Regions from separate parts of the Mus musculus genome. Here all the other regions are linked to region 1. A link is a loop called in an ENCODE intact Hi-C map of the cell type or tissue named here. Cell type or tissue: heart. All regions are shown on one strand. Region 1 holds the start of Rasgrp2 (RAS, guanyl releasing protein 2). Region 2 overlaps Nrxn2 (neurexin II). Region 3 overlaps Men1 (multiple endocrine neoplasia 1).

Region 1 (2,500 bases):
TGCAACTCACCAAACGCTTCGATGCAACCACGGAGCAGCTCCTCCACGGTGCAGCCCTTGTCCAGGTCCAGAGTGCTCGTCATGGCTGCCGGTGCCAGTAGGCTAGACCCAAGCTACACTCTCAGAGCCTCCCACGGTGCTCAATTCGGACCCCTGTCCTGGGAGAAGTGGGAGTCAGCAGAGGCGCGGGAGGTGGGGGGAGCGGCTCGGCGCGTAGGAACGGGGCGGAGTGGGCACGCCCCCTGCTGGGCATGGGCGGAGTTGCCTGCCGTTGCCCCTCTAGGGTTAAACGGTCCTGCCCCGGGATGGTGCAACTCGCTAGTTGGGAAATGGACTAGCTGAGAGGCTTCCGGCCCACCCGCGGAGTCGCGGGAGGTTAGAAGGGTTCTACGAGAATAAGGGACGAGCCAGGACCCCAGGGGTTAGTTAGTGCCCCAAGCCTCCTGGCGGGCCCTCCTCTCCTTGCATTTGCTCCCCACAGGCACCTGCAACACCCCACAGCTTGACTCTGCACTCCTCCCGCTTCCCCTCCCTTCACAGCCTCCCTTCCCCCGCAGGGTTATTTTGGGAACCCAGTGCCTGAGGGGACCTCGGAGGAATTTCTCCCTGGGATGGAAGGAGGGAGGAGGGAACCCAGGAGTCCTGCCTACATCTCCCCCTCCTGGGCTCCCCGAGTGGGAGGCGGGGCCGTAGCATCCCCCAGGGGCCTGCCCTTGGGGAGGAGGGCTAGAGAGAAGAACATTCCTGGGGCGGGGGGTGGGAGGGGTAGCCCACTGCGGTTGGGAGATGTCAGTGGGAAGCCAAAGCCTGGGAACCGCGGACTCCCAACCCACAAGTACTAAGGTCCCAGGAGTCCGGTCCTAGCCCTTCCAGAATTGCCATATATCTTCCCAACCTGGGCTCCCGCCTTCCCACCCACCCTGCTGCATAGTTAAATTGTGCGTGAGAGCACCGAGTAGGGAGCCCAGAAGGGGCCGCTAGCGCCATGGCCTGCATGACACCATTAATAATCCTGGTCATCAGTGGGGACTATAAAAGCACCCATGCAGGAACAAACACCTATTCTCTAGACTAGGTATTTGCCGAAGGCCAATGACCTACATTAAGTGCAAGAAGACCCTTTTCACACACACCAGGGTCATAGACACCTCCCGTCCTAATCACACACAATGGCACCCACATCCCATGCACACCTGCAATGAAAATCCTCAGCCACACATACCCAAGTCCTTTACTTCAGAATGCAAACCTGAATGCAGTTCACCTCCCAGACCTTCTGTTCACTTGAACCAGCTCAGCCTCTGATCTCTCGATCACAGTAGCTCTGACATCTGAACACGTGTGCACACACGCAAAGACAGTGCATCTCCACGCATGTACACTCCCACACGCATCCACATACCCCCTGGTTGCGCACACACCCATTCTGCCGCCCCTCCCCCCTCAACCAGGCTCCAGGGCTCGCAGCCCCAAAGCCTGGGGTTCTTTACATTCCTGGATCTCGCCAAAACCTTGTCCCAAGGAAAGGGACCTCGCCCTTACACAGACTCCCCTACATTAGGGAATCCTCCCGAGGACTTCTCAGAGTCGTTCCCTCCTGACTGTTACTTCCTTGCTGGGTGACCTTGAGAATCATTTAGTCTCTCTGAACCTCAATTTTCCCATCTGTCAAATGGGGACTTGCAGGGAAGAGCCTGGTAGATACGTTTCAGGCGAGCACCGGAATGCCTCGAACGCCCCCCTCCTGCGGGTGGCTCTAAGTGCCTCATCCCCTCCGCAAGCTCTGTCCCACCCAGGACCGCAGATTCCCCACCCACCCGCAGTCCCCGCCAGCCTGCCCCTAGGAGATCCCTAGGGGCCGCACCCTCTGTGTCCCACGCCCCACCCGCGCGCGTGCTCGCTCACTCACTCTTGGGACCCGCAGCGCGGACCCCGAACCCTGCCCGGCCAGCGCCACCTCCGTGCGCTCCCGCCCGCCGGCCTCGCTGCGGCTGCGGCTCCCACCCGGTCTCCGCGCCGCGGCCCAGCGCCCTGCCGCCCCGCCCCCTCCCCGCCCCTGCACCCCGCGCCGCGCCTCCTCCACCGGGGACTCCCCCTCTCGCCCCGCGCGCGCCGGGCCCTGAAGCAGATTAACCCCTCCCCTGCCGCCCCAGAGAGTTTAACCGCGGGCGGGGGGCTGCGCCACTGTTGGTGTGGGGACCGCGTGCAGCAGCCCTCCCCCACCGCGACACCCCCGGGCTCTGCGCCCCGCCTGGGTGTCGCACGGAGGAAGCCGGGAGGGGCAGGAAGCGGACTGCGGTGGGGAAGGGGCGCCCCGCCCAGCCCCCCGGTCCGGGTTCCTGTTTTCGAGACAAACCGTTCCCACGGGGTTCACCCTGCCCGGGCCCGGGCGTCTTCCTGCGGGCGGCGGAGGCCCGGGCGTGGTGGAGGTCGCGGGCGTGGGGCTGCGGATCCTTGCGATGGCCTGGGGGAGGGGCTGGGACAGAATGCGAGCTGGTTT
Region 2 (2,500 bases), 52 kb before region 1:
ACTGTGAGACACCTGTCCTCCCCTAGGAACAGACCCACGGGCCAGCACGGGGATCTCATTGCAGATTCTGCAGACCTCTTCTCCAGCACACAAGCCTGCCTCTCTCCCTCCAGGCAGGCTGCCCACACTGCCCCGCTGCATCCGGATGCCAAGGCACCAGCTGCTGCCCCAGTGCCTGGCATAGCCCTCACTGCAGCTGGCAAGGCCTTCTGTCCTGAGGCCACAGGGCAGCAAGCTGAGGGGGCAGGGCACGGGCCACATTGGGACCATCTGAATCCCTCCCTCTGTGCGGGGGACCCTAAGCGAAGGTGAGGTGACCAGCAGAGACAAGGACATATTTAACGGTGATGTGAGGAGCTCAGTGTAGAAGGGGACAAAGATGGACCCTCAGTGGGACAGGAGAGAAATGGAGACTGGCTGTAAGGGAAGGAGCGGTCACATGGAACCCTATTGATAAAGAACAGGAGGGAACCCTGAGGGGACAGGTAAGGAGGAGGGCCAGCCAGCATAGAAAGGGGACAGGGACCTCTGGGGAACTGAAGCCAAGGCTTTCTGGAGCTTTATTGTTTCCATAGCAACCAGGCCTGCTGCTCAGACACTGACAGAGCCAGGGGGCTCAAGGACCAGAAACAGGAATGCATTTGACCTTGGCTTCACCACCCATACTGTTAAACCCGCCCAGAGGTCAGACCTCCCCTCCCACTCCCTCACCTTCACTGCGGTCAAAGCAAATAACATCGCTGAGACACAGACAGAAGGAGAGGAAAATACGGCAGCCACCTGAAAAAGTGATTGGGACCAAACAAAAGAAGTCAGGGGAAAAAAAAAAAAGGAGAGGCAGGGCTGAGGCTGGACTGTGGCTGCCAAGGCGCAGAACAGAAATGAGGCCGTTCCCGGACTCCTCAGGTGGACCCAGGGGAGGAGGCAAAGCCAGCTATGCCGCAAAGCCTGAGCTGACTGGACCTCAGTCCTCCTGACCTAGAAAGGGAAAGAGATTTCTAAGGTCTGGGGGAGCCTGAACTCATTTAAGAAGAGGGAAGAGGCATGGTAGGCAGGTGGGCAATGGTAGCAAGAAAATTGAAGATGAGGGGAGAGAGAGAAGAGAGAAGAGAGAAGAGAGAAGAGAGAAGAGAGAAGAGAGAAGAGAGAGAGAGAGAAGCAAAGGTGGACCCTCATGGAGACTGTTACTCCAGGGATCAGAATGTGCAGTGTAATGTGATGTGGCCCTGGGAGCTTCTTGGAGCCCTAGCTGGATCTGAGATGCTCAAATCCTGAAGCGCCAGGCAGGGGGCGCTTTCCTCCATCACCCACAGTGGCCAGGCCACAGTCAGGAACTACAACTCCCATCAGCACGTGAGAAACCACAACTCTTAAGAGCTCCTAGTGTAGAAAGGGAGTCACTGCCAATACTTGTTTGCTTCTCCATCAGGGAATCTGTGGCTTCACAAGTGTGCCTAACAAAGCTGAATGTGGCCAAGGACTGAGAGGGTTTCTAGGTGCCGTGAAAGGGAGGCAACAGCTGCCCCCTTTGCAGACCAGCTCCAAGGCCTCCTCTGGGAAGCTCTCCAGCCGCTCTGACCCTCCTGGCTCTGGGGATCTACAGCTGTGTGTTCTGCTCATTTGGCACTTACTGCCTAGGAACTGCCTAGGACATCTTGTACAGCTCCCTCGGGAGGAAATGCAATGTGAGAGAGAAGCCCTGGGTGCTGGAGCTGGCTCTACCAACTAGCTCTATGGCCTCGGCCAGGCCACAGAGCGCTAAGCCCAGCTCTCTCCTCTCTCCTCCTCCTGTCAGCCTACCTCCCCGGGCGCTGCAGGAATCTAGAGAGACGCTGAACATGACAGCCCATAATCCAGTCGTAAGTGACTCTGCCCCTGGATGTGAAGGCACGCATGCTCACCCCTCCATCGGTGAATAAATAAGTTAACTCTTCTGAACAAAGCCTGCAGTTCCTGTGCTCTTACCCGGACCACAGTCAGGAAGACGCTGGGAACAGTGACCACTCACTCACTTTAAATAATTGTGAGCCACATGTGGTGGTGCACACCCGTAATCCCAACACCCAGAACACAGAGGCTGATGTATTTCTGTGAGTTCAAGGGCAACCCGGTCTACACAGTGAGTTCCAGGACAGCCAAAACTACACAGTGAGACCCTATCAAAATTAGTAATTAATTAATTAAATGTGCTGAGCTCATGCCTACATATATGTCAAGAGCTGTGCAGAACGTAGAGAGACAATGAAAATCCTGTCCTCGGGGAGCTCAGGACCAGAATGGGCAGCAGAGAGAGGCAGGATGTGGTATGACTGATCCTAAGGGGATGCAGACAAAGGGGCACCCAGGAGTGTCCAGGCTGGCCCAGGAGTTCAGGGAGATAGCCCACAAAGACAGAATGGCTGCTTTTCTCACAACCTGGCTCTAAGAGACAGCGAGGAGCCGGAGCAGGTCTTGGGACAGTGCAAACCCAGACGGACAGTAGGGCACTAGTCGGAGGGTG
Region 3 (2,500 bases), 61 kb after region 1:
TAGGTACCCCTCCCAATTCTCGCCGCGCTACAGGTGCAGAGCATAAAGTTCAAAATCCTAAAACAGCAAAAGCAGATATCCACTCCCGCCCCATCCCCGATTTCTCAGATGAAACACATACATACATCTCTCTTTTTTCTTAACAAAATGCATTTATCTTTCTTGGAACTGAAAAATAAATCTATGTACAAAACAGGAAGAGGCTGGCCCTCCCCCACCCCGTGCAGATTTCCTCCTGGGACCTCAGGGAGGTTCCCAGAGGGCTGGAAGAGGTCCTGCTCTGTTCTTGCGCCAGTTTGGTCAGGAAGGGGGCGAGGCTCAGTATTCACAGATAAGAGTCGGAGCTTCATGTCCTGTACTCAGGGGCTAGGGAGACGAGGAAGATTTCCAAATTCGGGCAGCAATATGTAAGTTCTTTGGGGTAAGGGATTTGGATTCCCAAAGGATGGAACTCTATATAAAGTGCGGAAATCTACCCCTAGGGACTGAATGGTCCTTGGTTTCCAGGTAGCAACTGTGCTCTGGGGCTAAGGTCAATCTAGCCCCCAAGTGGGAGGAATGCCCTACTGTTCAGGCGTGACTTGGGCTCCTGTCATGGTCCACTGAATTTCGGGGGATTGGACCTACAATGAGGTTCCAATTGGCCGGCTGGTGGGGATGACACCTACATTCTAAGAACTGAGCCAGGGCTCTGGGGCCTGAAGAGGGGCTAAATGAAGGCTCCTAGTCACTGCAGGACAGCTCTGGGTCCCCTAGGACTGAGGGCGGAGTCTAGGCTTGAATTAGAGGATGAGGGTGAAGCCTGCTGGGAGTGAGGGCAGGCCTGGGGCCTTGCCACAGAATCAGAGTTCAGAGGCCCTTGCGCTGCCGCTTTAGGAAAGAGAGTGTGTAGTCGCTGGGTGTGGACACTTTCTGTTTCTTCATCTGCACTTGCGACTGTGCCGTGAGTTGCAGCTTGATGGCGCTCGAGTTGATCTTGGTGGCCACCAGTAGCTCCTTCATGCCTTTCATCTTCTCACTCTGGAAAGTGAGCACTGGGCCCTCTGGGGGTGGCGATGCTGCAGGTGCTGGAGCCTGAGCAGCATTGCCGACTTCCTGGCCACCGCGGGTAGTACCTGGGACAGTCCCTGACGTTTTCCTAGGTGGTCCCGACCCTGCACTTTGTCCTGAGCCCGGGCCCTTGTCCAATGCAGGCTTCTTGGGTGGTGGTGGCTCCTCAGGCTTGGACTCTCTTCGGGGACCACGCCGACGGCCTTCTCGGGCTTCATCCCCCCATGGTTCTTCAGCCTCGGCCGCCTCTGCTTCCCGGCTAACTATGTGCACCTTCTGCCGCACCTGAGCAAAAGCGCAAGCCAAGTGAAAGGCTGAGGATCATCCGTGGGACCTCTAGGCTCAGCTCCTGGCCACCCCTCTAGCAGTGTCCTCTCATCTGTACTCATACACATGCAATGTAACCTCACTCCCCTACAACTACTGTCACCACCTGTAGTTCCCATGCCCTGGATAGGCCCCTCTCACCTGTCCCTCGAAGCGGCCTAGGGACTGCACAAGGAAAGTTGCCCAGCCTACGTGCAGTACTGGTGTGGGGCTACCCTCCTCCCATTTGCAGATGCCATCATAAAATCGCAGCAGGTGGGCAAAGCATTCTGGGTCCTGGAGAGCAGAACCTTGGCCCTGGGTGCCCTGGATAAGAGGGAAGGTACAGCAGAGGTCACAGAGCGTGCAGGCCAGGCTCCCTCCACCTGGGCAAAGCCTCAGTTTCAGGGAAGGCAAATGCAGGCAGGACCTCCTTCCTTTTATAAAACCAACCCTTAGTGCGAGTGAGGGGAGGAGGGGCGTGCCTTTCCTCACCTACAGCCTAGCCCAGGTTAGAACCTGACCATCAGAGAGATGGACCATCAACCCATTTCTCTAAAAGCTTTAGCTCTAAAACCCCCTAAAATCCTTTCAAACCCTCGCCCAGGGATCAGCTCCAGCAAAAGAGAATTCCCAATCCTGTCCTTGCGGTCTCATCAATGTGCCCCGGACGGAGGGTGCGCCAATGGAGGCCAGCCCTTCACCTGGGCTTGCTCCCCAGTCCGCTCTTCGCCTGTTTCTAGCAGGCTGGCCGCCTCCTTCAGCAGGTTGGGGATGACGTCATTGGCCACTTCAAAGAATTCCTTGTAGATCTCCTCATCCTCCCGGCAGTAGTTGTAGCTGTGAGAACACACAGGATTCAGTTGACAGTTGTCCCACAATGGGACATCCCACTGACTGGGTGCGAGGCTGGAGTCCTTGTTCACCCAGATGTGATCATGCTAGTCAAAGGCAAGGTTATGGAGTGGGATGTGGGGACTGGACTAGAAGTTGGGCAGAGACAGAAGCACCATGGATAACACAACTGACTATAAAGCAGGAAAAACTGGGCAGAGAGGAGTGACAGAAAGGCATGAGGAGGAGCAGCAGCTAACCAGGGGTTCTCAGTTCCCAAGTAATGGTAGCCTTGACTGTATAGGGGCTG

The links. Hi-C counts contacts between places; a loop is a spot of excess contacts. Peaks named below come from ENCODE experiments on the same cell type or tissue, not always from the same donor. Only the 100,000 strongest peaks of a DNase experiment are listed, where the experiment ranks them.
Region 2: it touches region 1 in a loop (6-fold over the local background); 19 of 42 quality-filtered maps call a loop at or near these places.
Region 3: a loop joins it to region 1, with 5 times the contacts of the local background. A loop is called at or near these places in 2 of 42 quality-filtered maps.

The regions. Positions count from the first base shown.
Region 1 is chr19:6,399,374-6,401,873 of GRCm38, reverse strand. It overlaps Rasgrp2 (RAS, guanyl releasing protein 2), which reads right to left and starts at 1,333. Exons shown (of 17, transcript NM_011242.3): 1 at 1,223-1,333; 2 at 11-153. The coding sequence starts at 83. In heart, a CTCF peak has its summit at 974 (motif pointing right); DNase peaks (open chromatin) are centred at 413, 593, 1,513 and 2,303; H3K4me3 peaks cover 2,500 bases; H3K27ac peaks cover 1,902 bases; H3K27me3 peaks cover 251 bases.
Region 2 is chr19:6,451,224-6,453,723 of GRCm38, reverse strand. The region is part of intron 5 of Nrxn2 (neurexin II); the gene reads right to left. Among named protein-coding and RNA genes, the nearest start is that of Gm14965, 34 kb to the right of the region's middle. In heart, a CTCF peak has its summit at 1,295; DNase peaks (open chromatin) are centred at 1,333 and 1,633; H3K27ac peaks cover 307 bases; H3K27me3 peaks cover 1,072 bases.
Region 3 is chr19:6,338,522-6,341,021 of GRCm38, reverse strand. It overlaps Men1 (multiple endocrine neoplasia 1), which reads right to left. Exons shown (of 10, transcript NM_001168489.1): 8 at 2,061-2,196; 9 at 1,519-1,683; 10 at 128-1,335. The coding sequence ends at 850. It also overlaps a transcript of Map4k2 not described here. Among named protein-coding and RNA genes, the nearest start is that of Map4k2, 1.4 kb to the left of the region's middle. In heart, a CTCF peak has its summit at 945; DNase peaks (open chromatin) are centred at 241, 871, 1,631 and 2,132; H3K4me3 peaks cover 1,177 bases; H3K27ac peaks cover 514 bases.